Linked DNA regions of Homo sapiens: regions 2, 3, 4, 5, 6 and 7 are each linked to region 1. Evidence: chromatin loops called from intact Hi-C (ENCODE). Cell type or tissue: endothelial cell of umbilical vein. All regions are shown on one strand. Region 1 has its middle 39 kb from the start of LINC02971. Region 2 overlaps LOC107985365 (a long non-coding RNA gene). Region 3 has its middle 5.8 kb from the start of LINC01348. Region 4 holds the start of LINC01132 (long intergenic non-protein coding RNA 1132). Region 5 overlaps LOC107985364 (a long non-coding RNA gene). Region 6 has its middle 10 kb from the start of IRF2BP2. Region 7 has its middle 14 kb from the start of LINC01348.

Region 1 (4,000 bases):
AAGGCTGGGGGAAAGAGCCACACGGTGTCCTCTGGCTCTGGGCCTCAGCCTCCCCACATGTCAACAGCCACCTTCCTAACTTTGTTTGCCCTGCTATTTATAGAGCGATCACTTTTCTACATAAAGCCCCGAAATAGAAGTGTTGAAAGAGCAGCTGGTGCCTCACGGGAACCTAATAAAACGTCTGTTTCCAAACAGGCCTGCTTCTCTCTGTCATAAATATTCTGTAGTTCTTGCACTCTCATTCTGTAATAGCAGGCACATTTGCATAAAAACAGGATTCAGTTTATTAAGAATTTATCCCTTCCCTGCTGTTTACTGCCTGCCTGAAGATTCCCAGGGTCGCACATGACGTGACCCGGGGTAGGGTCACACCTGACTTTAGCCCACAGATGAGGGGTACCCCACAAAAAGAGAGAGTGAATGGGCCGGGCGAGGTAGCTCACACTTATAATCCCAGCAGTTTGGGAGGCTGAGGCGGATGGATCACCTGAGGTCAGGAGTTCAAGACCAGCCTGGTCAACGTGGTGAAACCCCATCTCTACTGAAGATACAAAAATGAGCTGGGCATGGTGGTGGTGAGCGCCTGTAATCCCAGCTACTCAGGAGGCTGAGGCAGGAGAATCACTTGAACCTGGGAGGTGGAGGTTGCAGTGAGCTAAGACGTGCCACTGCACCCCAGCCTGGGCAACGCAGCAAGACTCTGTCTCTAAAAAAAAGACAGAATGAAGGCATAAAGAAGGGTGTGGACATCCGTGGGCTTCTATTCCTCTACTACAGCAAAAAAAAAAAAAAAAAGAAAGAAAAAAAGAAAAGAAAAGAAAAGAAAAACCCATAAAATTTGACACACATACACACACGCCAAGCGAATTAGCTTGCCAGGTCCCTAGGGGAATGTTTGGTGGGGCCTGGAAGGGCAGCCATCACCGGATGGAGAGGCAGACGCCTGAGATGGCCTTTAGGGTCCTCTTGTCCCCTGAGACTTCCTGTCTTTTTTTGGCTTTCAGATTTGTCATTGGATGATGTATTAGTCTTCTAAGACTGTGCTATGGTTTGAATGCACATATCCTCCAAAACTCATGTTGAAACTGAATCCCCAATATGACAGTATTGAGAGGTGGGGACTTTAAGAGGTAATTGGGTCATGAGAGCACTGCCCTCATAAATGGATTAATCCATTTGTGGATTAATGGGTTCATGGGTTATCATGGAAGGGGAACCAGTGGCTTTATGAGAAGCGGAAGAGAGACCTGAGCAAGCCCGCTCGGCCCCCTCACCGTGTGAAGCCCTGCTCTGCTGTGGGGCGCTGCAGAGAAGGCTCTCACCAGATGTGCCCCCTTGACCGTGGACTTCCCAGCCTTCTAAACTGTAAAAAATAAATCCTTTACTTTACAAATTACCTAGTTTCAGGTAATTCAACATAAGTAACAGAAAATGGACTAAGACAGGCTGCTATCACAAATCTATCCCAAGCCGGGTGGCTTAAACAACGGGAATTTCTTTCTCGCAGTCTGGAGGCTGGGGGACCCAAGATCAAGGTGCCAGCTGATTGGGGCCCTGGTGAGGGCTCCCCCTGGCCTGCAGCCAATTGCTTCTCCCCGTGTCCTCACATGGTGGAGAGAGAGAGGAGCGTCGAAGGGCACCAACTCTATCGGATCAGGGCTCACCCTGATGACCTCGCTTAACCTCAGCCACCTCCGTAAAGCTCCAATCTCCAAACACAGTCACATGGAGGGCTGGAGCCTCAACATATGAACTGGGGTTGGTGCAGGGACATAGACAGTCGGTCCATACAAATGACAACACTGCTGTCACTGAGGGCCCCCAAGCCCTCCTTCCGGTCAGAACTGAAGAACGTGCCCTCCTCTCAGCTGCCCTGGGCCCTGTGACCATTCTCCTTGCCAAATGAAGTCTTCGGTGCCACCAATTGCAGTGGGTAAACGGCCTGCCTCCCACTGAGGGGGCCGAAGGGCCGAGACCGGAGGTAGGTAAGATGGAAAATGCCCAGGTCGCTGCCTGCAGAGCAGGTGAGGACCTGTGTGTGATGAGCACGCCTCTCCCAGGGGCCGACCCGGGGAGAACCACCCCTGACCCTCTGGACGACCGGCACTCAAGGGTCCTGCAGGGCCTGCCCCAAGCACTGTGCTTCTCCCGTGCGAATGCCATTAAGTTTTTTGTTCATTGTTACATGCCTAACAATTGGGAATGTTTTACTTGGAAGCGGTGTGTGATTCCCATCATGCTGTACTTCCTTTGTACTGAACAAGTGTTATTTAATGGGGCAGTTTTGATTGTTTTGGAGATAGGCGTCTATTTGGGAAGAGGCGGGGTTTGTGTGAGTTTGATTGTATTGGCCAGCTTCCTCTATTTTTTCTGGGAAATCCTTCTTCCCGTGTGTGTAGATGGCAAGTCTTACAGAACCGCATAACCACGCAGCCTGTGAGACCCTTGCTCTGGACGGCTTTGAGGCGTCCGACCCAGCCTGCAGCTCCAGAGTCCTGGAGGAGGCCACAGAGGGTGGGGGCAGAGGCTAAGTTTGTGGCGCCTGGGAAAGTCACACTTCGGTAAAGCCATCAGTGCAAGCTTGCCTGTCCCTTTCACAGGCCGTATCGAGTTCCAAATGCAATTCCAGAGGCCTCTTGCTTTCTTCTGGGTCAGGCAGGCTTGGGGCCCCTTCCTTCCCGTCCCTGGGCCCCCTCCCCCACACTGAGAGGCCTTTCCTCTCTCAGGGAATGGCAGCTTTCAATTAAAGAATGACCATTGTTCCTTCTGGGGGAAAAGAGGCCCCGTCCCCTCCGTCCTTTCTCATATCCTGTTTCTGGTTTCTAAGACCCTCCACCTCGGGGCCAAGGCTTTTGCACCCACCTGACACTCCTGCGTTTCCTGCTCCTGCCCCCCTTACTCTTGCCCTCCAGCTTCTGGCCTTTCCCTTGCAGGCCTTCCTGGCCACTAAGGCCCCCCACGCCTGGTGCCCTCCATCCTGCACAGCCCTGGCCTCTGATTTACCTGGGCAGCTCTGCCTCCTCTTTCCTCACCTTCATGCTCCATTGGTCTCGGGCACATTTACCCGGGACGTAGCCTGAGAGACACACAGCGAATTCCCCGAACAGAGTCCTTCGCCCTTCCGGGCAGGCATCACTCAGGACGCACACTGCAGACAGCTTGCTACCACCGGGGAGGGAGGTGACTCTCCCCATGTCTTAATGCCCACATGAGCTCCAGGCAGTGTCCTGCCTCACAGACGCATGTGGCCACCGAGTTGCATGCCAGCTGCCCCTCCCTGGAGGAGCCATTTCTTTTGGCTGCTGGGGCCAGGCCTATGTCCTGCCCTCCCCCTGAGGCCCAGGAGCAGTGCTGGCTGGCTTGGAAGCCCAAAGCCAGAACATCCTTCCTATCTTTTGCAGCCAAAAGCTATTTTCTGTTTACCTCTGGAAGTTCACTTCCTTCTGAATACTGAAAAAATTCTACTGGGATCATTGCCCTACACAGAAAAGCAGACAGAGTTGGGAGTTGAACCCAAGAACCTAGAACCCCGCCAAATGCAAGGTAACCTGAGGGCACATCCCTCAGTCCTCGTGCCTCTCTCTTTCTGTGTGGTCTTGCTGTGAAGGAGTGGTGCAGAAACGTTTTAGAAGAAAGCTCTGGACATAGACACACTCCTGTTCTCTGCCTGTCTTATCCCCACTGCTATGGCCAGGAAGAGAGAGAAACATGCTTTGAGGATTTTGCAATTTCATCCTCCTGGGTTTATAAAATGTCTTTTTTTTTTCTTTTGAGACGGAGTTTTGCTCTTGTTGCCCAGGCTGGAGTGCAATGGCATGATCTCAGCTCACTGCAACCTCTGCCTCCCAGGTTCAAGTGATTCTCCTGCCTCAGCCTCCCGAGTAGCTGGGATTACAGGAGCCTGCCACCACGCCCAGCTAATTTTGTATTCTTAGTAGAAATGGGGTTTCACTATGTTGGTCAGGCTGGTCTTGAACTCCTGACCTCAAGTGATCCA
Region 2 (4,000 bases), 74 kb before region 1:
GACAGAAGTAGAATCATTGCGACTATTTCTTGATTAAGTAGCCTAAGTACATTCATCAGTGGTGTCGTTTTCTGGTTTCCAACAACATAATTTTGTTTGTTGATTATTTTATCCAAAGATATTGCTATACTAAATATCCTGCCAACAGATGTTTCCTCCGGTTTATAGATGTTCACACTTGGTCCCAGACTCTCTTCTAGGTGCTGAGGATACAGCCGTGGACATCTAGCCCCAGTGCAGCTTGTATTCTGATGGGATAGGAGGTGAACCCCAGCAACTGAGCTCCTTTGTTCATGGCAATAAGCCGCCCAGAGCTGACTCCCATTCGGCTGACCACACTGGCTGTGAGCTGCAGCATTTCGGCTTCACGTCCAGGACCTCAGAAGTACAGCAGGAAACTTGACCTAGTCCTCTTCCAGACTTCAGGCCCTTCCCTAACCCCAGCAAGACCAGCCAACAGGTTTCAGCTCCCAACACAGGGCGGATCTCAAACATAACAGGTGACTCAAATGCAGTCTGCGATAGAGTTGGCGCTTTGATGAGTGTCTGGCCCCAGGAGAAGGATTTCAGAAAGCTCAGTTCACAGCACACATCTGGAGGGGCATCCTCAGGGCTTGGGTTTCTGGCAGGCATCTGGGCTGAGGGACTAGCAGGGCTGTCTATGCGCTCACACAGGAAGCCCCGAGAAACATGCCACCCGTGGCAGCCAGCTGGGCTTTCCGCAGAGCCAGGGTTCTGTCCCACTTGTGAGCTGCTTATCTCATCCTCCACCCACACCCCAGGGAGGCAGTGAAGGGCTTTCAGGCAGGAGCAGCCTCATAAGCACTATAATAATGTCAGTTGACTTGAGTTGACTAATATCATGACAGCGTGTTGCAGTCTTCAGAGAAAGATACTAAAATGGTTGTGCTATTACGGATCTCAGAGCATTAAGGAAAGTTGACCAGCTTTCACTGGGCTGAACCAAGGGGTGAAGCAGTCAGAGACAAGGCTGGGACTTTCCTGTTTCTGTAAAACATACTTCTTTCCATTCAAAAAGTTTTGGACAGGCAATATGCAAAAAGACAACTGCTGAATGATTCCACTTGTATGAGGCACCTAGAGGAGTCAAAGTCACAGAGACAGAAAGTAGAATGGTGGGTGCCAGGGACTAGGGGGAGGGGAATGAGAAGTTCGTGTTTAATGGGTACAGTTTCAGTTTGGAAAGATGCAAAGGCTTCCGGGATGATGGTGATGTTTGCACCATAATGTGAATGTACTTAATGAATGCCACCAAATGGTACGCTTAAAAATGCTTCAAATAGGCCAGGTGCAGTGGCTCATGCCTGTAATCCCAGCACTTTGGGAGGCTGATGTGGGCGGTTCACCTGAGATCAGAAGTTTGAGACCAGACTAACCAACATGGAGAAACCCCATCTCTACCAAAAATGCAAAATTAGCTGGGCATGATGGTGCACGCCTGTAATCCCCGCTACTCAGGAGGCTGAGGCAGGAGAATCGCTTGAACCCAGGAGGCAGAGGTTGTGGTGAGCCAAGATCGTGCCATTGCACTCCAGCCTGGGCAACAGAGCAAGACTCTGTCTACAAAAAAAAAAAAAAAGCTTCAAACGGTAAATTTTATGTTGTGTATATTTTACCACAATTAAAATGTATGGAAATATTTATTCTGATTCTTCAGTTAGATCATTTGTGGGTTAAATATGCCCCATGTAGCATTTCTTTCTGTAAATATACTGCCCCATCCCCCACATGGTATTAGACTGAGATTCCTAAGGGTAGAAACTATTTATCATTCATCTTTTTAGCCCCACTCCACCCAGTACAAAGCTCTATATAACATACCACTGGATAAATGTTATTTAAAGAAAAAAATGGATGAACAAGTGAACTCAGAATTCCCATACCGTTGCACCACGTTTTTTTCTAAACATGTGTTCACAGAATAGTAGCAGCAACAATGAGCATTATGAATGCCCTGTATTCAGAGTAAATAAGACTGTCAATCCAAAAGAAAAAGAAATAGTTAAGTGCATATATCTAGCCATATTGAAAGTTTCCTACCCTAAGTCCCCAGACAGCCCTCACTTGACTCTCATGAGTAGTAGGAGTGATAAACGAATGAATAAATGAATGACTTTTCTTCCTGGTCCACAGGCTTAGATTTTCCCAGTCTGGATATCAAGGGCATTCCATGCAGTGAGACTTTAAAGTCTCTAGAGAGGGACAGGAACCACCTGAAGTTGTTTCAGCTTAGACGTCCCTTTCCTTAGTAGCTCCTTCCTCCAGGGTGAGGCAGGAAGTGATCGCCAGCTGCCTCCCTGTTGACCAGGCTATGAAACCTTTTACAGTCACTTGGCTTCACTTCTGTGCTGTTTTTTTGGGTGAAGACTTTCTCATTTTCTGGTAAAGCAGATATTTAAGGGGCAGGAAACTCAACATCAAAAGACCGGAACAGAAGAGAGAAATCCTTGCATTATTCGGAACCAGCGAGTATGTATGGTGCAGGCAACTGAAACACCCTCTCTCTCTGCCTTTTTTTTTTTTTTTTTTGCATTGAACACTCTCAGTGTCTTCAAATTCCTAAGATTTTTTTCTTAACATCTCACATTTTATTAAATAAATCCAACCGCTGTGTATCACCGTCATTCTTAGCAAAGAATACATTAGCTATTTTCTTTGCAAAACAAAACCTAACTCTCATCTAAATAAAATCTACATGCAAAAGTAAGTGATATTTTCTGATCAGTACAATAGAATTGCCGTAAGTTTGGTCAAGGCTCTTGGCCTGCTTTCTAAAGATGTCCCTAGTATCTAGAGAGATCTCAAAATCTGTAATCATCGTGGGAAAACTTTTTCTGTGTTCAGAAATTCAGGATGACAAGAACTATCATTTTGGCAATATCTTAGAGGAGAATCTGAAAAGCTTCTGGCCACAGAAACGCCTAAATATGCTGTAGAAAAATAATAAGTGTGGTGTTAAAAGCACAGCTGAAATGAGTGAAGGAAATCCCAGAGACTGAGTATAAAGAAGGTCTGAGCACAAGAAAAAGTGCTGACACTTGGCTGCCTGAGCAGTGGGAGATCCGCTGAGGGAAAACAAGGTCACCTCAAGTTTCATAACCACAGACCACACTTCACATGGGTTTGGAGCTTAAGTTTACTCACCTGTATGGTCTAGGAAAGCTACGTCAATTAATTAACATAAAAGGAGTCCCAATATCACAAGAGCACTTGCCAAAACAAATAAAAAACTTCTCTATAGAAACCAATCTTCAACCTCTGCCACACAAGATTCCCATAGTGAGCACATTCTTTTAAATAGAAGCTCACAATCGAAAATTACAAAATGCGTTTAGAGACATGAGCAAGAGTGCACTACAAACAAGAATAAACAGACACAACGGGCGGCACAGGTAATGAGTCCCCAGAACCCCCAGAACATCAGCTAATAGAACTATCAGAAGGAGGATATGAATTGTTGTTAACATAACTGAAATGTAAAAGGAGAAATCAAAATTTTGAGAAAATAAATTTAAAAGACCAGGCATATTTGAAAAAGTACCATATGTTACCTCTAGAAATGAAATGTGTAACATTAAAAATAAAAACTTAATAAACGGGGCAAAGATTGCCAAAGAGAGAATTGATCATCCAGGAAGTGGTTTGGAAACAAATTACCTAGAATGCAACACAGAAAGATAAAGATATTTCTTACATGAAAGAGAACTTAAATACATGGAAGATGAAATGAGAAGCTCTAGCATGCATTACATAGGAGCTCCAGAAAGAAAGAATGGGGTAAGAGGCAATATTTTAAGATAGTGTCTGACAGTTTTCTAGAACAAGATGAAAATCAGATTCAGGTAGCATAATTAGTTCAAAACGAGATATAAAAATCTAGAGGCATTATAAGGAAAAGCTGCCAAAGGGCAAAATCAATTGGGAAAAAAAAAAGAAAAGATTACTTTCAAAGAAACAACAGTTTGACAGCAGACTTAAA
Region 3 (4,000 bases), 160 kb after region 1:
TTGGCCTCACCACCAGGACCGGCAAGCTTTTCAATTCCCCCATCTGCAAGACAGGGACAAAGAATGCTTTGTCACCCCACCTACTTCTCACGGGTGTTATGAAACAACTATTTGCTCGGAAAACACTTTGAGCAACTTGGGGAAAGGTGCCCGGGGCTCAGATGACGCCTGTTGCATTTGATCCAGGCCAAGGAAGGACTGTGCCAACTAGTCATCCGGTCACCGCCGCACCCCCCGGAGGAGCAGGAGGCACAGCAGCTTCTCCTGTGTCTCCAAGCCTGTGTCACAAAGCCCGTTGGCCGTGCCGTGGTCCCAGAATCTACCCACAAGGTGTGTGTGTGTTCCTGCCATTGGCCGTGCCGTGGTCCCAGAATCTTCCCACAAGCTGTGTGTGTGTTCCTGGGGCTGCCTGAGCCACTGGTTTCAGCAGAATCTGAGCTCTCTATGGGCCTGGACAGTGGCCTCCAAACACCCAGCCTACCCTTAGCCAAGAAGAAGGGCCGAGGGTCACCTGGGGATAACATACCTGAGCTCCTGCCCTGCCGGGCGGGGCTGAGATTTTGCTGCCAGCATCGCAGGCAGGGAGCTGGGAACAAAGGCAAGTAGTCTTGGCTCCCCAGCCTCGGGAGGGCAGATCGTAACCTGCAAGCAGGCAGGTGCCTCCTGAGCCGACAGCAGTGGCAGCAGCCACCTCGTTACTATGACAACCATACTTGGCCACCATCACTCTGTCTCCAAGAGGGGCCAGCCCCAACCTTGACCACACAGGGTCACCCAGGGCTGCCCAAGGTGGAGAATGGAGAAGAACCCAGGCGAAGGCAGGCCAAGGGCCGATGGACACACCTCCCCTTTAGTCAACAGCTCAATCTAAGCTTCAGACTGGACATTCGACTCAAAGGTGGGACAGGCCTCTCTCTCTCTCTGCAGCATTCACCCCAGGCTGCTGCTTCAAGATAAACCCCTCTCCCTGCAGGTGACTTCAGCAAGGCCTTTAGCAGACAGTGAACAGCAGACAGCATGCATGTTTAATTATAACTCTCTTGCATAGGCAGGGCTGGCTATATACAGTATGTCTGCCTGTTACTAATTATATTTACTTTCAAACGAAGTGGGGGAGATCTTCTGAAGATGAGTCAGAAAACAAAAAAGCCCTTCGTTGTTATGAAAGCAGGGGAACGTCTCCTGAGAGCGTCTGAGCAGCACTGTCACTGCCTGACAATGGAAAACCTGAGCGCCAAGGCAGCCAACCCAGTAAACACTGCACGCTGGCTTTCCTGGCCCAGCGTCCCTTCGAGCCAGTGCCTGAACTGCATACCAAACCACAATCAATAGGAAAGGCGTTCTCCCTCCCGGACAGAGTGGCATTTAGAGCCTGGCTGGCTCTTCCTGCAAAGACAGGGCGACTCGGCGATCTGCTGTCACCTTAATTGGGAGGCAGCGTTCCAGTTGAAACACAGCAAAGGTTTTTTCCCTCATCAAAGGAGAAGCATTCTGACCAGATGGCTGAATTGAAAAGGCTTCATCCTCAGCCTCCACACAGCCAACGGTGTTATTAATAACAACACTGCGAATGCCACAAATCACATGCGAACACCTAGAAACCCAAAATAGTCACCACACGCAGAGCAGTTGTCCGCGCCTTGGCGGCGATTAGGTCATTGTACTAATTTCAGCTGGACGCAGCCTCACACACATATGTGGACTCACATCCGTGTCTGTCTGTGTGTTTGAGGTCTGCAAGGGTGAGGTGCCCGCGGTTGTTTGAGGGGAACTGGTCCCCAGGCCCCACTCAGCCATCAGCTGCCTCTTCTGAGAAGACTGCGTGGGCAGCCCTGCCTCCTCTCCACACAGACGCCAGAGTAAGCCCAGCCGAGGGTGACACATCCGCCCAGGAGAGCCATGCAAACTCATACTGTTCAGAATGGGTTTTCCAATCGTTTTCTAAACAGTCACACTTGTTTTGTTTGCTTTCTTCCAGGAAGGCTGCACTGTTTTGGAAAAGTAGGGGGAGGACATTTTTTTAAATGAGTTCACTTCCTGAGTCTTTAAAATATTTCCCTGTAGACAGAGTATTGGGAAGCTGTGGCCAGAGGACAGAGCGGTCTCAGGTGGGCGGCACCCGGAGTATGAGGATCAGAGCGTGTCCCCCCACGCGCACTCTTCACAAGCCGGGGAACTGGAGTTGGCAACGAGACAGCAAGGAAGGAGCTGGGAGAGCATCCCTTCCCAAACCCCCATCCCACTTCCCACCACCCTCCAAGAAAATGTTTCTAAAGCCAGGTTGGAATTTGGAATGGGTTTTCCTGTTTGTCCGGGCAAGGTTGAATTGTGAAATCACATTATTCAAAAGAGAAGAGAAACAGTAGATATGAGAGACTAGTCACTGGAGATTTTATTAGGAAGGAATCATGAGGGTAGCCAGCATGAGTCAAAGTGCATTATTTTACCCGTTACTCGTGGTCGCCCTATGAAGCAAATGGTGGTGAGCCTATTTCACAGGTAAGGCCCCGAGAGGTGAGGTGGCAATCCCAGGGGCCCTCTACCCACTCCCACAGACTAAGTCGGCTTCCCTGCTGGACACCTTAGCAATCTGCACCATTCCTTCATTGCTGGAGTCATCACTGGAAGTGAAAGTTATTTGCAGGGTGAGTTGGCCTATGTCTGTCACTCCCCACTAGAATGAAAACTCCATGAAGACGGGGCTTGTCTTGCTCACCAAAGTACGCAGACTGGGCACAGTGCCGTGAGCACAGTAGCTTTGAAATATGTATTTATTGAAGAGATTAAAAAAAAAAAGCCAGGCATGGTGGCTCACACCTGTAATCCCAGCACTTTGGGAGGCCGAGGCAGGTGGATTACTTGAGATCAGGAGTTCGAGACCAGCCTGGCCAACATGGCAAAACTCCATCTCTACTAAAAATATATACATATATATATATATATATGCACAGTGGCGAGCACCTGTAATCCCAGCTACTTGGGAGGCTGAGGCAGAAGAATCACTTGAACCCGAGAGGCGGAGTTTGCAGTGAGCCGAGACCACGCAACCGCTCTCCAGCCTGGGCAACAGATCGAGACTCCATCTAAAACAACAACGACAACAAAAACAACGACAACAAAACCCTCTTGTTCTAAAGGAAGAAAGAAGGCCCAAAAAGAGAAACATGGCAACGCCGAGCATGCCAGCAGAAACATAACATGACCCACTTCAAAACCAGTGCCACAAACCCTTCCAAATTCACAAAACACTGGGGCCTGGAGGGCCTGGTACCTGGGCAGTGAATAGGCCTTTCCACTTCCTATCGAGGCACTGGACGGTATGCATAGGGAGTGTCCCCCCACATGCAGCAGATGGGGTACGAGTGCCCTTCCGACAAATGGAGAATCAAAGACAGAGACAGCAGTGCTTTATCCTGAAAGTAGCTCGAACAGCAAGGGCAGAGCTTGGCATCAGATCTGTCAGCCCTGCCCATAATTCCCTGATCAGATCACAGATGGAAGCAATGCTCTAGTTTTCAGAGCAATGGTCCAAATTCTAGTTTTACCCCACAAAGATTACACCCAGCCTCAAAGTGTGGGGACCTGGTCACTGAGAAAGCCTCCCTTTTCCCACCCTGGCTCCCCCTGCTCCCCTCAAAGCCCCCAAGCTTCACTAGAGTGGGTAATGAGATGAGGAAGAAGAGCAGATGGAAGAGCAGGCAGAAAAGGAGGGCTGGAAAGAGGAAGGACCCTCCCACCACCTCACCAAACTGAAGGCTGTGCTCCCAGCAGGCCTGCTGGGGTCTTGTCTTCCATGTGTTTTAAGGCACAAGCATTTGTAAAGGCCTGTTGGCTCATTGTGTTCCTGGCCTTGTCTTAGCACTAGAACTCCTCAGGAAAAACACAGAGCCCTGCCCTCGAAAGGCTTCCAGTCTCACAGCAAACCAAACAGTACAGCTTAGAGGTCTCCAGGCACAAAGGCTGCTTGCCATTCCTGGCTTTTCCATTCTCCCAAGTCCGG
Region 4 (4,000 bases), 190 kb before region 1:
TAGCCCCTAGTCCTTCTCGCTGAAGACGGTACAAGGAGGGTGGCAAGGCAGAGGTCTGGAGGGAGAAGAGTAAAAAGCTCCTTGTTTGCGTTAAAACAAACAAACCCCAAGATATGCCAGTTGTTTCAGAAGGTGAATTCCTACTTCAGGTAGTCCTTAAGAGTCACCAGAAATCCAGGAGCGAAACTGCACTGAGATTCCATTAACTGTGAAAAAAAATAACAAAATAAACGGGCCACACAAAAAGAAGAAAACCGGCCTGCCCAACGAGGGCTGCGGAGTGCAGCCAGAGTCCCTTGTACCAGTAGATCATATTGTGTCCATTTAATAATAATAAGAAGGGGCACCCTCCGCGGAGGCTTCACCCAAGGAGTCCTGTCCCACCCGCAGGCTCGGGCGCCCGCCTGCAGACCTCGGACGCCGGCCAGCGTCTTGTCGTGCAAGGCCGTCCACAGCCAGCATGGCCTTAATGAGCCCATTTCAATTGAAATGAGATCAATACTACTCATTTTTCTCTTGCTGGCTCCCGAGTGATTCATGAATCTGAAAACTAGTTCATGAATCAGAGCAGGGTGGGGTGGAGGGGCTGGGGCGGAGGCAGGCAGGGGAACATTTGTGCAGTCGGCAAACCTCGATTCCTTTAATGAACCTAGCCATGAGTTGCATAACGCTGGCCTGCCTGCTAGTTTAAAACAGTCTTTTCGGAAGCAGCTTTCAGCTTGACTTATTCACCTATTTTCCTCCTGGAAAGGGGAAGAATGACACTGGGTACTGATTGTGTGTCTGTCTGTCTCAGGGAATACTTTTTTGCTCTTCGTGTGTGGAACCGTAGGGGCTTCCCTGGACAAGAACGTGTGTCCATGTGTGTGTGCATACATGTATAATGGTCTTTGTGTGCACATCCTCTGTGTGTGTGTGTGTGTGTGTGTGTGTGTGTGTGTGTGTATGAGTGAGCAATGTGTGACCGGCCTCGGGCCCTTTAAACCTGAACAGGAGCCAAGTTCATTTCTCAGCGGAGCTTCATAAGGAAGCACGAGCTGGGGCAGTTGGAAACCACATCCCTGTGAGTGCTGATTACAGCCTACTAAGGAAAATGAGATTTTTATCTCACAGGAATTCAGTTATAAAAATAAAATACAGCGTCTGGCTTGATTCAGCTAAATGTACAAGCACTAGGGTGTTTTTAATTTAACAGAGAAGCTGGACAAGAAGAATGACCTAAAACATTGCATTTAAAGAAAGTCAGAGGCGAGGGGGAGGCTACAGGAAGTGAGTGGGAGTAGAGATGTGTGTGTGAGAGAGAGAGAGAGAGAGAAATGGAGGGAGAGGGAGGGAGGAAGGGAGGAGGGAGGTGGAGAGAGAGAGAAAAAAACCACCCTGCTGGCAAATGAATGCAGCAGGGATGATGTCATTGGAACAGTTGGAGGAGAGAGGAGAAAAACAACTCGGAGCTGTGCTAATCCTGTTTGCTGCCCTGAAGGGAATGGAAGGCGGCCAAGGCAGGGAGTTCTGGGAAACCATATAAGGGTGCCAAACAAGCATTGCCGCCAACATTAGGAACTGACAGCTTTGTTCTTTGTAACTTGGCTGCCCGCCAGAGGCCTCATTTCAGCTCTGCGGCATGATTACCCTGGACGGCCGCCAGCCCCGCGCTGAGAGCTCCTTTTCTTCTCTCCGAGCTTTTTTTTTTTTTCCTCTTTCCCTCTGCCAAACATGCAGCAGTTACCATGGCAGTGGAAAGTAAAGTTTTAAAAAAACACAACAAAGTAGAGAGGCACGCCTTTATCCAGATGTGCCACATGAGCAGATAGAAAAGGCAGTTCACCTATTCATCGGGGCCTTTGACTGCAGAAGAAAACACTGGGGCACTGGCTGTCAAGTTCGGGAGGGAGGTGACTCCAGGATAAACAGAGCAGCGAGCAGCCCTGGCTGCAGACAGAGAGGGGCTGGCTCCCAGGCCCTATTTTCCTTCCCTCTCTCTCTCCCTTCCTGGGGCATTGTGGAGTGCGTAATGTGAAACGGAAAATGTCATGATTTCCACTGGGAACGTGTCCACGGTTTTGAGAAAGCTCCAGAAACTCAGGTCCATAAAGCACTGAGGGGAGGAGGAAGGGAGGGAGGAGAATGGGCGGTCACAGTGCCCTCTGGTCACCAAGGTGAACCCAGCGAGCAGGAGCCAGTACGTGGCTGTGGCCCAAGCCTCTGCCTGCTGCTGGAGCATGGCCAGGCCGTCGTCGTAGGGTTGCAGGCTGTTCGGGGGTCCTGGGTCCCACGGAGCCCTGGGACCTGAGGGACAGGGATGTTCCCTTTTCCCCCTTGGAGGTGTAGCCAGTAGTTTGGCTTTACAGGGGGACTCTGTGAAGAGTCCAGTTCCCTATTTTTAATCAGGTTCATTTTTCACCTGCTTAGAAAGTGGAACATCTCCTGAAAGGTGACAAGTCGTGATCAAAGGCAAGTCTCCAGGCAGAGAGTTGGCAGGTTTCCGAAGCAAAGGTTACTTAGAAGTGGAGGCTCCACTGCCAGCTTCCCCCCGCTGCAAAATCTGACACTCCTCACCCTCAGGGTTCAGCAAGATTCTCGGAAAGGCCTTTTCTGATTCTAGGAGGTGCTGCAGCAGGAGCTGACTCGGCCATTTCCTGGCCTCTTTAGTTGGAAGATGACAGAAAGGCGGAAGCAGGGACTGCTATTGTGAGGCCCATGGCAGCCTTCCTGTAAAACAAATTGGCAAATTGTCACCTTCAGATGGACCACAGCTGGCCCTCTGAACAGCCCTCCTTGGCCTTTCCAGAGTGTACATGATTGTGTCCCATGTCCAGGGAGAGGACAGAGCCACCAGGAGGGTCAAGGTCGTGGAGGGAAACATGGGTGAGTAAGAGATGGACCCCAGAAATCCCTCCTCATGCTCCTCCCTGCTGTTATCACAGGCCTTGGCTGCCTTTCTCAGGAGGCATTCCCAGCTCAGAGTTGGGTATGCACTAAGTTAAAGCAAAGAGGGCCCTACTGGAGTGAGGGCAAGGGGACTTGGTTGACCTCCTTTGGGGATGTTGCGAAGCAGACCCATTCCCGCCCTTGCTGGCTGGAATGCCCAGTCCTTCCCTGCCTCCCCGGGCCCCACACACCCTGGCTGACACCTGTGCTGAGGACATGGCCGAGGAGAGCTGAAAGGAGCAGAGGAGGGGAGAAACGTGTACCAGTTCCCATACAAACAGGACCCACAGGCTTGGGGTCCCCAGAGGTTGGCAGAGCCAGGGGATACTGGGAGCTGGAGGCCAGACAGGGGCACACTTTTGCCTCAGGTTGTTGAGGCAGTACAAATAAAAACTTGTTGCTGGGCAGAATTGATCCAAAAACGAACTTCAGTTTCTTCAGAAGAGGCTCAGGTTTGGAAGTAGAACTTGATATGGCGGTTGTCCCCTTTCCTTAACCTGCGACTCAAAACCAAGGGCAAGTGGATCTCTCACATCAGACACAGGAGCAGCCTCCTAGAGTCTGCTGGAGCAGCTACCCAGAGTGAGAGAGGGCTACTGACTTTGGAGCTGATGCTCAGGTCAGGGCCTGGTTGAGCCACATCCCCGTCCTTCATTCCCAGCCCCTGGTGACCTTCTAGAAGCAACACTGAGTTCGGCGGCTTGGTGTCCACTGGGGCACAGCATGTCTGAGCCTAACCCAACAGCCTCTCATTGGCTTAGCTTGTCTTCCCAGGTACTGCCTGGAAAAGCAGCCTCTGGCGGGGATGTCTGGGCCTGCCCTTCCTTCCTATCTCGACCTGGGTGGAAATCCGACTCCCTGGGCCTTGTTTTCAGAGTTCCAGTGTTCTCTCTCATAGCCTGTAAGTGGAGAAGGGCAAGCTGAAGAAGGAACAGGCTGTTTTCTCAGGGGGAAGCGGGGCAGCTCGTGTACGCCTCCCAGCATCGCTGCGTGATGGTTTCATCCGGCCCTGAGGATATGAATTTGGTTGCTCCAGGAGCTCCCCCAGCCTCAAGATCCATGAATTGGATGG
Region 5 (4,000 bases), 150 kb before region 1:
CGGAACGCAAGAGGCTCCAGAAGGGCTGTCAGATTTAGCAAAGAAAAATGCAGCATGCACAGTGAGATGTGAACTTCAGATAAACAACATATAATTGTTTAGTGTAAGTATGCTCTAAATATTGCATGGGACATGCTTTTTATTATAACATTGAAGGTATATTTGCACTAAAAAAGGGATGTGTTGTTTATCCGAAATTCTCATTTCACTAGGCATCCGGTATTTTATCTGGCAACTCTTTTCCAAGGTCAACAGAGAGTCCTAGACCATAGACCAGAAAGTCCATTCTACCCGACACTGGGCTACAAGAAATGTATATTTGTGGGGATCAGCCACACTGGGAGAAAGATAGCTGTCTCATGTCACCAGGGTAGATGAAGAAAGGGTTCTAAAGCCTAGCAGCATTCATATGATAGGTACCTGGGCTTGTTTTCAAAGATCAGCAATCAAGGGGAAATGACAGAGACGCTGGAGGAGGCTGGTCCTCCCAGAAGCTAGTGGCTTGACCCAAGAAGGAAGAAAATGGCGGCTGCCTTCCCGGACCCAGGCTGTAGGCCGGGAATTCCCAGCTCTTTGATACCGTATTCCAACTGGTATGATCTGTTCGATGCCTGCTCTAGCTCTATCCCAAATATGTGTTATATGGCTTCCATCAATATTTTTTATGTAGTGCAAGCTTAATTTAATCTGAGAGTGGTTTAAGAATACACATACTTCTCAGCCATCAAAAGAACACGATTAAGAATCTCTGTGCTAGAAACTAGAAAGTTCTAGGAGATTACTGAAGGAGAGGCAGGAATGGGAACTGAGATGAAGAGGGCAAAGACTTAACCACCGACGGTCCATTTTTGGAGGAAGTGGCTGAGTGGAGTCTGGAAAAAAAAAAAAACAACAACCAGATAACCTGAAAACCAGCTGGGCTGGAAGCAAAGAGAGGGCCCAGGCATTAGCCCGGCCCTGGGGGCAGCCCAGACACACCCCAGCATTTCTCAGGGGGAAGAAGGCACAGCCTGCTGTTATTTACAAAGCTGTTGTTGAGAATTTTGAGGATCTCTTCCAGGTTCTCGCTTATGTAAATTCTAATTCACAGTGCCCTGGCCCCACATGTCTCGTAAACCAGGCCTGATATTGTAAACCTTCGCCATTCACAGAGGGTTTTAGCTTTGCCTTTGTTCCCCTCTCCAATTTCCCACTTCACAAACCTGGATCTAAAGCTTTGCACGTAGTTGATAGGGAAGTGTCGTTTGAGCAGTTCTAAGAGGCTGTCTTCCTTCTTCCTCCGACCCCCACAGCTCTGGTTTCCTCTTGGATATCAATTATTGGCTTTTACATAAGAAGGCTAATGCATTTTCAAAGCAGGCAGATCACTCTCCCATGTTTTGACAGTTTGGCTTTAGTTGAAATATAATTAAACTTTTTGAAAACAAGAACCTTGAAACTCAGTCTTCACACTGTTTGCAGGTTTTTTCCCCCTCACGCATTCAGTTTTTACTTGCTGCGGCACAATTGATTTGGTCTTCACTTTCTGCGCTCAAAACAAACACTGGGTTTAGGCATTCTGCTCTCCCAGCACCGCATGGCTGAGGGTGGAAAAAAATAACATCTGAAACAGGCCGGGCTTTTGATGATACCTCCTTATGACAGACACATCGAAAACCACCGACGGTGAGTCACCCACATTCTGTGCATACCCTCTCCGAGGAGCAGGAAGTGTGGCTATTTTAAACCCTGAGGCAATGAGAAGTTTTCAGATGCGTCCTAAGGCGCTCCGGCCAGCGCCCTGCATGCACACGAGGGCCTTCCTCAGTGTGGCCCCAGCACATCTGTAGACCTGAGGCGACACACCCAGCCTTCTGCCAGCATCTCTTTGTTTATTCTGCTTGTCCTGGTTTTGCGTTGACACGAGCAAGCCGAGTCTAAAAAACACAGAGCTACAGAATTTATAAAATCAACAAAAACTTAAAAAAAAAAAACAAAAAAAAAAACACACCACCACCACCAACAACAATCGGAGCCTGGCAGTTGGTGAGGGTGGGTGGGGGCGAACAGATGGTGCCACAAGATGTCCTCGGGCGGCTCACTGGGGACCGAGCCTTGTGGCTCTGTGGCCAAAAATAAATAAATAAGTCAGGGCCCAGCAGAAGTGCTTTCACTTCTAACCCAAGTCACTAGCTGTGGGTAATGAGTCCTCTTACTCCTTGTTCCCCATCTCCAAAGGCCAAACAAACAAGTAGAAAAAAAAAGAGAGAGAGTGAGAGAATGAATTGAACTGAAATGAAATGACTATAGATGAAAGATATATATATATATATAAAGAGTGGCGGGGGCGGGGGAAGCCGGGCGCTGTGGCTCACGCCTGTAATCCCAGCACTTTGGGAGGCCGAGGCGGGCGGATCACGAGGTCAGGAGATCAAGACCATCCTGGCAAACACGGTGAAACCCCGTCTCTACTAAAAATACAAAAAAATTAGCCGGGCGTGGTGGCGGGCGCCTGTAGTCCCAGCTACTCGGGAGGCTGAGGCAGGAGAATGGCGTGAGCCCGGGAGGCGGAGCTTGCAGTGAGCGGAGATCGCGCCACCGCACTTCAGCCTGGGCGACAGAGCAAGACTCTTGTCTCAAAAAAAAAAAAAAAAAGTGGCAGGGGGACTTGAGGGAAATAAGCCAGATGTTGCCACAAAAGCAGTTACAAATCCTGACCTTGTTTGCTAAAGGGAGCAGGCTCAGCCAGGATGCGAGACATCTCCAGGTGCTGGGAGCTTCTGAGGATGGTGAGCTCCCAGACCGAGGCAGCAAAAATGGCCTAGAACCCATCACTGTGTGGGGAGGATCCGGCTTCCTTGATGTCGGGGAAGCGTTTCCAGAACACTGGCCACTGATAGAACCAGCGGTCGATGTGGCAGGGCCTGGGATTCAGGCAAGACTCCATTTGGCTGTAATGTTTTTTATCTTTATCGGCAGTTTTCTTAGAGAATGAAATTGTTTGGGAAGTGGAAACCCAGCCTTCAGCATCTTTTAGCACAATGTGTTAAGACTCCCGAACTGGTTGGGAGCTGTATAAGCCACACAAGCATTCCAAATAATACATATTCTTTCTATTGTTGCAGATGCTAACTGCCTCCTAACTCTGATAAAACCTAAAGAATTTGTTGGTGGAAGAAAGTCCTAGAGTTTTAAAAAGCAGCTGCAGAAGAGACCAGGCCGCCTACACCCCTTGGCTTGTGGCCTCTTTACTCCACCTTGACAGCCAGCAAGGTGGCCTCTCTGGTACCTTTCTTTTGCATTCACTCTCCCTCTGTCTCCTCTTGTGACTAGCTGTGGGTAATGAGTCCTGTTACTTCTCATTCTCAATCTCCAAAGGCCAAACAAACAGGTAGAAAGAGAGAGAGAAGGAATTGAGCCGAAATGAAATGACTTTAGAATAAAGATTTGTATACTAAAAAAAAAAAAAGAGTTGGGGGAACTTGAGAGAAATGAGCCAGATGTTACCATGAAAGCAGTTATAAATCCTAACCTTGTTTGTAAAGGGAGCAGGCTCAGCCAGGATGCTGGACATTGGTCTCACCTGGAGAACTCAGGCTTCTCTTCCCACTGTAAGGTCAGCTGATTTGCAGCCTCAGCTCCTCCTGCAACCTTCCTTTGCCTTTGCCGTGTAACCTAACACATTCCCAGATTCCGGGGATTAGGGTCTACACATCTTTAGGGGGCATTATTCTGTTGAGGGTCAGTGGTGTCCTTAGCACTGAGACAGTTACTTGTCTGTCTCCACAGTTTATTTGTTAGGACATATGACCAGGCAATAGTTGCTCTGTATAGTAGAAATACAGTCAAATAATAGTGTAAATTAAATTGATAATACACATTTACTATCTGCCAGATATAAGCACTTCACTTCATGCGTGTTAACACTCATTTAAGACTCATGATAGTTCCATGAGTTAGGTACTATTATTAGCTCCACTGTACAGACGAGGGAAAGTATAGGGTGTATCCATGGTTGGGA
Region 6 (4,000 bases), 320 kb before region 1:
AGGCTGAGCCTTGAGTAAATGAATCTGAGCATAGGGTGTTTCAAGAAAAATATGCATATTCTTTTTTTGTGATATTTTTAGTTCCAATGAAACTATACATCCTCCAAGGTGATGATAACTTCGAGAATCTTCTGGTACTGTGATTGAAACCCAGTGAGTACTCTAGCTACAAGACACTGGCCTGAGACAATGCATTTTCTGTGATGACAGCAGGGGGAGCCCCTTCTCTCCAGTGTTTCAAAGCGATTTGCTATTATTCTGTTTAATATAATAACTGAAAGTCTCTATTTTGGGTGGTAGGCACTCACTGTGCCCAATCACCTAATGATGCCCTGTATGACAGCACCTTCTCATGTCTGGTTGATAAATGAAAAACCAGAAATCTGTCATAGAAATTACCTAATTTGATATTTTAGCCCCCTCTGAGGCAAGTACATCATATATATATATATATATATATATTTTTTTTTTTTTTTTTTTTTTTTAAGACAGAGTCTCACTTTGTCGCCCAGGATGGAGTGCAGTGTGGCGATCTCGGCTCATTGCAACCTTCGCTTCCCAGGTTCAAGTGATTCTCCTGCCTCAGCCTCCCAAGTAGCTGGGATTACAGGCATGCACCACGGCGCCCAGCTAATTTTTGTATATATAGTAGAGACAGGGTTTCACCATGTTGGCCAGGCTGATCTCAAACTCCTGACCTCAGGTGATCCACCCGCCTCGGCCTCCCAAAGTCCTGGGATTACAGGCGTGAGCCACTGTGCCTGGCCTATATTTTTTTTTAATAATTGCAAAACAGACACAAAAGCTAATTGAATTACCTGAGATGACTGCGCAAGTCCCAAGAACATCTGGAGATTTCCTGACCTTTATTCTAGTGGTTTTATCTGGGGGCAGAACTGGACAATTCTGAGGTGTTTTCAGAAAACCTTGAATTTGCATCTCTCAGCATAGTTCCCTCTCAAAGGTCTTTGTGAAGGAGCAGAGCCACTGAAATTGCATTGCTGCTGTGTTAAAAACAGCCACAGGAAAAGAGCAAGAATAATTTCCTAGGAATTGCATTTCAACCCGGAAAAGCTTCCAGATTCCTCAGTAACATATATAAAGAGCAGAGTGCATTGCATGATTTCCATCTCAAACTTCTAAATGGTTTTTGTGCCTATTATCTAGAAAGAAAAATATGTTGGTGAAGGAAGTCTTTGGGTAGGGTTGTGTCTAGGAATTCACAAGCCTGAAGCAAGGCTTTTTTTTTTTTTTCTAGCCTCCTATCCATTCACCGGTTCATTCACTTTTAAACAATCACTAAAACTATTACACAATACTTATTCCACAATCTAGTTGCTACTTCTGGTAGCCAGCACCCTGCCCCCCCAACTCCAAGGCTGGTGATGGAGAAATAGTTTAATGTCAGTTTTTTAAAGTGACAGGGGTCATGCTGTTCATTTTTTGAGAAAATACTGCAGAGTATTAAAGGGAATAATTAATAAAAATTAGCAGTTAACTAATTGGGTAGAACCTCAGGTGCACAACAATGCTATGATCAAAGAAAAACTTTTTTCTTCAAATTTAAATAAAAGTTTCTTGATAGAAAGTAAACTCATTTTCAGGCAGTCAGTTGTTAACAGTACTCTGGGCAGTTCCCATAGGGGCATGTCCTGAGGTTTGCTTAATAAATACATTTTTATTAGCATGCACCATCCATTAGTGCTAACACAGATGCTTCTTAAACACGCGTGTTTACTTCACCAGCACGGAACATTTGGCTTATTATAGCTGCAGCCAAAAAAAAAAAAAAAAAGCAGCATCATGATTTCCAAAAAGGGAGTGACATTTGATTTGGGGCAGCTCTTGTCATGCGCCATCTCCAACTTAGAAAATCCACCCTGTACAGCCCGGCCCGCGTCAGGGACCCTTGCAGGCGGCAGCCACGGCTGCTGCTGACGCGCGTTTGATCTTTTCTGGGCCACCGAGGGCTCGCCACACCCCTGCTCTGGCGCGCACGTTCCTCGCTCGGCCTCGCCCAGCAGGAGCCAGACCTTTTACTTTATTTGGTTCACCACGCGGTCTCTGCTCCAGAGAGCGCGCCGGCGGCGGCGCACTCGGGCCCTCGCGCGCACTCGCACATTCTTCCCCGGGAACGCGGGCGGGGGGCGCGAGGAGGTGGCCGGGCCCGGGCTGCGGTCCCTCTAATTATAGCCCGGCAGCTGGCGCGCTGGCTTGGCCTGGCGCTCGGGGCCAGGACTGGGCGGCGGAGCGGAGGGGCGGGGCGCACCGGGCCGTTTCCCGTTTCCGGGCCCGCGCCCCGCCCCGTCCCGTCCCGTCCCGTTCCGTTCCGTTCCGCCCCGCCCCGCCCCGCCCCGCCCGGGGTCGCGCGGCTCCACGTGCGCAGAGCCGGGCGCGCGGAGACTGCGCTGCTCCAGCCCGGGAAAAGTTCTAGAATAGAGGCGCGGCGCAAGTCAGGGGGCCGCCTTGGAAACCGCAGCAAGGGCTCCTTGTGGGCTCCAGGCTGTTGGAGAGTGAGGGAGCCTCCTCCCCTTTCCTTCCCGTGGAGTAAACAGAGCTTGGCAGGGCTGGAGGCTTTCTTCCTTTTAAAAAGTGCCATTCTGAACAACGATACAAAGTGAAAAAATAAATTTTTTAAAAAAGAAAGGGAAAAACTACAATTTGACCATTCTGACCAGCCTCCTTGTTCCAACTGGCCTCTTGATTTGTATAAAGATAATGGGGTCCGGCGGCCCCCTTGATGCATGAATTGCACGCTGGGCATAATGAACTTATTGTGCGAAAGCACTTTGGACTTCGGACTGTGTTCCTATGTCAGAATTTTACTGTGGTTTGTAAGATAAACTGGAAGGAAACAAACTCGTGGTTAACTCTTGTCAATACGTGTCTTGAACCAAGCAAAGTGACATTTCCTACCTGTGGCTTTGACTTTAAGCTGCACAAAAGGTAGGAGCTAGCCTCTCAGCTGTTCAAAGCCTAGAATGAGATGCCTGCTTAGTAGGTGTTAAATTATAACAGCAACAACCCATATGGTGCTTATTAGGAGAATAGTATTCCAAAACTTCTCTAATGACTGTGACCCTCCTGTGAAATTCTGATTTCAATTGTATATGGGGTACAATAAATCTTTATCTTTTATCACCAGAAAAGCTAATTGAACTGCTGTTTGCAGGCAGAAATAACAAAATGGGGGTAATGGGCTCTTAGCCTGGGCTAAGACTCTCAACAGCTTTTTTCTGTTTTGCAGCTCACACATACAGTCGGCTCAGGCAGACGGCCCAAGACAAGCCTGTGCCAAAGAAATGCTGATTTAGTCTGACCCAGACAATCTCTACTCCCACATGTCACTTCTCTGCAGAACTCTTACTAGTATGGCAAATACTTTAAAAATCATACAATAAAAGAAGGCAAAACCTCAGTAATTTGAGGTTCACTTTTAATAAACTCTTTCCATGCATTAAAATAAATTGAGGCCCTGAGCTCTGGCGAAATGTTTCCGGGTTTTTAATTCCCACCGCCCCCCCACCCCGGAGGCATAAATAGCCACATACGCAATTCAAAGTACTCTATTTGAACTAGTATAGGAAAGATGTTTTCTATAGATATTGCAGATAAATTTGCAATGACTTAAATATTTATCTGCTAAAGTTGCTGAGTGCCTCCACAACAAAACCGAACTCATTTTTTGTGCACGATGGGCATCTGAATGCTACCTGATGGTGATGATATAGAAATACTAATTGCTAAGTAAAAGTGGTAAGTGATGTGATCTACAGATTATGTAATGTAGTTCATTTCCCCCAAAATGTAAACTATATTTAGAAATATTCAAATGTGACATTATTACCCTATACAGGATGTCTTATCTCAGCATCAAGGGCGTCTGTAGAGCTGCTGGAGGAGGCTCTTTAGATTACGCAATCTAACTTCTGACAGCCCATTCAAAGGATGAGAACCGGTGCCTTGAAGCTCTCAATTTAAACTAGGAATCCTGTAGTCT
Region 7 (4,000 bases), 170 kb after region 1:
AAAAAAAACTCATGCCTGTAATCCCAGCACTTTGGGAGACTGAGGCAGGTGGATCACCTGAGATCAGGAATTCAAGACCAAACCCCTTCTCTACTAAAAATACAACAATTAGCTGGGCGTGATGATGCATGCCTGTAGTCCCAGCTACTCAGGAGGCTGAGGCAGGGGAATCACTTGAACCCAGGAGGCAGAGGTTCCAGTGAGCCAAGATCACGCCACTGCACTCCAGCCTGGGCAACAGAGCAAGACTCCATTTAAAAATAAAAATAAAAAAAGAGAGGGCCAGGCGCAGTGGCTCACGCCCAAAATCCCAGCACTTTGGGAGGCCGAGGCAGGTGGATCACCTGAGGTCAGGAATTTGAGACCAGCCTGGACAACATGGTGGAACTCCTTCTCTACTAAAAATACAACAAGGAGGCTGAGGCAGGAGAATCACTTGAACCCGGAAGGCGGAGGTTCCAGTGAGCTGAGATCATGCCACTGCACTCCAGCCTGGGCAACAGAGTGAGACTCCGTTTCAAAAATAAATAAATAAATAAAAAAGAGAGGGCCAAGCGCAGTGGCTCATGCCTGTAATCCCAGCACCTTGGGAGGCCAAGGCAGGTGGATCACCTGAGGTCAGGAATTCGAGACCAGCCTGGCCAACATGGTGAAACCCCTTCTCTACTAAAAATAAAAAAATTAGCTGGGCATGGTGATACGTGTCCGTAATCCCAGCTACTCAGGAGGCTGAGGCAGGAGAATGGCTTGAACTCGGGAGGCGGAGGTTGCAGTGAGCCGAGATCGTGCCACTGCACTCCAGCCTGGGTTACAGAGTGAGACTCTGTCCTCCTCCCCACCAGCCACCCCCACCCCCCACTGCAAAAAAAAAAGAAAGAGAGGCCAGGTGTGGTGGCTCATGCCTGTAATCCCAGCACTTTGGGAGATTGAGGTGAGAGGATCTGGCTTCAACCCAGAAGTTACCAGCCTGGGCAATCTAGTGAGACCCCATCCCTCCGAAAAAACTAAATATTAGCCGGGTGTAATGGCATGTACCAGTAGTAAACTCCTGGCAGGAGGACTGCTTAAGCCCAGGAGTTTAAGGTTGCAATGAGTTATGATGGCACTGCTGCACTCCAGCCTGGGTGACAGAGCTACAGAGAGAGAGAGAGACAGAACTGAGAACCAGAAGAGGCTAAAGCAAGTAGAAGAAGGCAAGCGTCCCTTCAGACCACGCCTCCACCCACCCTTGACCCTGCGAGAGGGATTTAGACACAGTGGCAGCTGGGAAGCCAAGAACAGAACACATTAAGCCTTGCAACCTAATGCCAAGATTCCGCCCGAGAGACCCCATTTCCTGCCCTCTCTGCACATTCCTTCCATTCCTCCCAAGCACCTTCTCCCACTGCTATTTTCTTCTTTCTTCTAGAAAACAAGTCATGTGGCCAGAAGGATGTCAGGCACTTCTGCTTTCTCTTTTAGATTCCCGGGTTCTTATAAGGTTTTCCTGGCCTTCTCTCTGCCTGCAAAGCCCCTGGCACCGCAGAGGCCCCCAAAACACACAGGATGATAAAGCTCTAGAGAGACAGGATGGAAGCCTGGGTGCATGAGTGCGGGAAAGAGGGCACAGGGGCTACTAAATCTTTGCCCAGATGGCGGGGCGGGGCTGGGGGAGCAGAGCAGCAGCAACAGGCTGTGAAGTGATTTTGTTCTGTTCAGTTAGGAAGGAGGTGGGTGGAAATGACAGTTTGGAGCCGATCAGAACAGAGGAAACTGTTTCAGGAGAAGCTGCCTCCCTTCTCCAGTTCTAACAGTGCCATCAAGCGGCTCGAGGAGCAGGCGCAGGGCAGTGCCTCCAGACAACCTGAGCTGACCCCTCAGCAGAGGAGCACGAGGCTGGGCAGAGGGGCAGCTCTCAGCACCCTGCCTGTGGCAAGGGCCAGTCTTCAGCCTCCCAGACAGATGGCCAAACACCTTTCCCTAGAACGATCTGCAAGGAGGTGGGTAAGGTATCTCCCCAGTTGTAGGAATAATGCACAAGCACCTTGATGGATACGGACAGTCAAGTTTATCAAGGTCCTGCGAGGCGCTTCACTGGAACACACTGGGACAAATGCCATCGTCCTGTAAAAGGCGCCAAAGCACATTTTCAACCTGAGACGTGGTCAGTCACCAGGGCAAGCCTGTCAATGCCATCAGGCCCTTGTTGATTGATGTTCAAAGGAGAGCAGAGGACAAAGAGGACAAAAGGGCGCTGGGCAAAACCAGCTGTGACCAGCACACCAGGGGGAAGGCTCATAGGATCCTCCAAGCTAAATTTATTGTTTCACCTACTTCACTCGCATTCCTTTTTGAATTCTGCAAATCAAAATCTATTCACCTAAGAAATACAAGGCTGGGCACGCTGGCTCACGCCTGTAATCCCAGCACTTTGAGAGGCCGAGGTGGGTGGATCATACAGTCAGGAATTCGAGACCAGCCTGGCCAATATGGTAAAACCCTGTCTCTACTAAAAATACAAAAATTAGCTGGGCTTGGTGGCGCATACCTGTAGTCCCAGCTATTCGGGAGGCTGAGGCAGGAGAATCACTTGAACCCAGGAGGCAGAGGTTGCAGTGAGCTGAGATCACGCCACTGCACTCCAGCCTGGGCGACAGAGCAAGACTCCATCTCAAATAAATAAATAAATAAATATAAAAATTAGCCAGGGTGGTGGTGCACACCTGTAATCCCAGCGACTGGGGAGACTGAGGCAGGAGAATGGCTTGAACTTGGGAGGTGGAGGCTGCAGTGAGCTGAGATCACGCCACTGCACTCCAGCCTGGGTGACAGAGCGAGACTCTGCCTCAAAATAAATAAAGAAGGAAACAAAAGACTTTCTCAGCAGTTGTGTGTCTGGATAACCGCAAATGAGGAGGAGGTGGACAAGGAGGAGGGAGAACATTCTACAAGGAGCCCAGGACCCTAGGGTGGGTCCAAGCGCTGACATTAAGTCACTGTGCACCTCTGAGGAGGTAGCCTCACTCTCTCAGCCTCATGTTTATCAGGTGTAAAAACAGAGGCTTAGAACGAGATCCATAGTTTTCTTTTTTTTTGAGACAGAGTCTCACTGTCTTCCAGGCTGGAGTGCAGTGGCGTAATCTCTCTCACTGCAACTTCTGCCTCCTGGGTTCAAGTGATTCTCCTGCCTCAGCCTCCCGAGTAGCTGGGACTACAGGCACACGCCGCCATTCCCGGCTAATTTTTGTATTTTTAGTAGAGACAGGTTTCACCATATTGGCCAGGCTGGTCCTGAAATCCTGACCTCAGATCCACCCTCCTTGGCCTCCCAGAGTGCTGAGGTTACAGGCGTGAGCCACTGCATCTGGCCAGATCCATGGTTTTCTTTTTTTGTTTTTTGTTTTTTGTATTTTTTTGAGATGGAGTCTCACTCTGTCACCAAGGCTGGAGGGCAGTGACGTGGTCTTGGCTCACTGCAACCTCTGCCTCCTAGGTTCAAGCGGTTCTCCTGCCTCAGCCTCCAGAGTAGCTGGGATTACAGGCACCTGCCATCACACCTGGCTAATTTTTTGTATTTTTAGTAGATTCGGGGTTTCACCATGTTGGCCAGGCTGATCTCGAGCTCCTGACCTCAGGTGATCTACCCACCTCAGCCTCCCAAAGCACTGGGATTGCAGGCACGAGCCACCACGCTCAACCAGATCCATGGTTTTCAAAACCACAGCTCCTCAGACCCCAGGGGAGGGGAGGAGCTAACTGGATGGACTTTGGCCCCCATCTCAGTTTACCAGAACAATTCATTCATTCTTCTTTCATGTTTCGCGTTTAGGTTAAGATTTTATTTGAACAAAGTGTTCTGCAGTCTTGTGGGCACTTTTGGAGGGATCTGCCCTGCCCATGGCTCTCAGAACTGTCCCCCATGCCCACAGAGTTGACCTGAGGTCAGGAGTTCGAGACCAGCCTGAGCAACATAGTGAAACCCTGTCTCTACCAAAAAATACAAAAATTAGCCGGGCATGGT

Evidence for each region. A loop is a pair of places that touch in the nucleus more often than their neighbours do. Peaks named below come from ENCODE experiments on the same cell type or tissue, not always from the same donor. Only the 100,000 strongest peaks of a DNase experiment are listed, where the experiment ranks them.
Region 2: a loop joins it to region 1, with 7 times the contacts of the local background. A loop is called at or near these places in 5 of 110 quality-filtered maps.
Region 3: a loop joins it to region 1, with 4 times the contacts of the local background. A loop is called at or near these places in 49 of 110 quality-filtered maps.
Region 4: it touches region 1 in a loop (7-fold over the local background); 40 of 110 quality-filtered maps call a loop at or near these places.
Region 5: a loop joins it to region 1, with 11 times the contacts of the local background. A loop is called at or near these places in 6 of 110 quality-filtered maps.
Region 6: a loop joins it to region 1, with 3 times the contacts of the local background. A loop is called at or near these places in 33 of 110 quality-filtered maps.
Region 7: it touches region 1 in a loop (7-fold over the local background); 48 of 110 quality-filtered maps call a loop at or near these places.

Annotation. Positions count from the first base shown.
Region 1 is chr1:234,916,049-234,920,048 of GRCh38, forward strand. No RefSeq gene overlaps it. Among named protein-coding and RNA genes, the nearest start is that of LINC02971, 39 kb to the right of the region's middle. RefSeq lists an enhancer at 1,648-2,327. In endothelial cell of umbilical vein, no CTCF peak of the experiment used is centred here; DNase peaks (open chromatin) are centred at 2,333 and 3,343; H3K27ac peaks cover 2,703 bases.
Region 2 is chr1:234,842,347-234,846,346 of GRCh38, forward strand. All of the region lies in intron 2 of LOC107985365 (a long non-coding RNA gene), which reads right to left. Among named protein-coding and RNA genes, the nearest start is that of LINC02961, 84 kb to the left of the region's middle. RefSeq lists an enhancer at 698-817. In endothelial cell of umbilical vein, no CTCF peak of the experiment used is centred here; a DNase peak (open chromatin) is centred at 2,325; H3K27ac peaks cover 1,491 bases.
Region 3 is chr1:235,073,577-235,077,576 of GRCh38, forward strand. No RefSeq gene overlaps it. Among named protein-coding and RNA genes, the nearest start is that of LINC01348, 5.8 kb to the left of the region's middle. RefSeq lists an enhancer at 1,695-1,944. In endothelial cell of umbilical vein, no CTCF peak of the experiment used is centred here; DNase peaks (open chromatin) are centred at 1,235 and 1,935; H3K27ac peaks cover 2,409 bases.
Region 4 is chr1:234,722,814-234,726,813 of GRCh38, forward strand. It overlaps LINC01132 (long intergenic non-protein coding RNA 1132), which reads left to right and starts at 1,229. Exons shown (of 3, transcript NR_038856.1): 1 at 1,229-1,269; 2 at 2,410-2,865. RefSeq lists enhancers at 446-1,008, 1,573-2,135, 2,136-2,699, 3,263-3,826. In endothelial cell of umbilical vein, no CTCF peak of the experiment used is centred here; DNase peaks (open chromatin) are centred at 998, 1,528, 1,988, 2,648 and 1 weaker place; H3K27ac peaks cover 4,000 bases.
Region 5 is chr1:234,770,865-234,774,864 of GRCh38, forward strand. It overlaps LOC107985364 (a long non-coding RNA gene), which reads left to right. Exons shown (of 3, transcript XR_001738532.2): 2 at 3,105-3,264. Among named protein-coding and RNA genes, the nearest start is that of LINC02961, 13 kb to the left of the region's middle. RefSeq lists enhancers at 542-1,741, 1,498-1,792, 1,528-1,747, 1,768-1,817, 1,838-2,007 and 1 more. In endothelial cell of umbilical vein, no CTCF peak of the experiment used is centred here; a DNase peak (open chromatin) is centred at 1,677; H3K27ac peaks cover 1,462 bases.
Region 6 is chr1:234,597,899-234,601,898 of GRCh38, forward strand. No RefSeq gene overlaps it. Among named protein-coding and RNA genes, the nearest start is that of IRF2BP2, 10 kb to the right of the region's middle. RefSeq lists enhancers at 1,453-1,966, 1,967-2,480 and silencers at 2,024-2,553, 2,954-3,003. In endothelial cell of umbilical vein, a CTCF peak has its summit at 205 (motif pointing right); DNase peaks (open chromatin) are centred at 243, 2,363, 3,193 and 3,663; H3K4me3 peaks cover 836 bases; H3K27ac peaks cover 3,307 bases.
Region 7 is chr1:235,082,095-235,086,094 of GRCh38, forward strand. No RefSeq gene overlaps it. Among named protein-coding and RNA genes, the nearest start is that of LINC01348, 14 kb to the left of the region's middle. RefSeq lists an enhancer at 466-988. In endothelial cell of umbilical vein, a CTCF peak has its summit at 1,794 (motif pointing left); DNase peaks (open chromatin) are centred at 1,327 and 1,707; H3K27ac peaks cover 1,808 bases.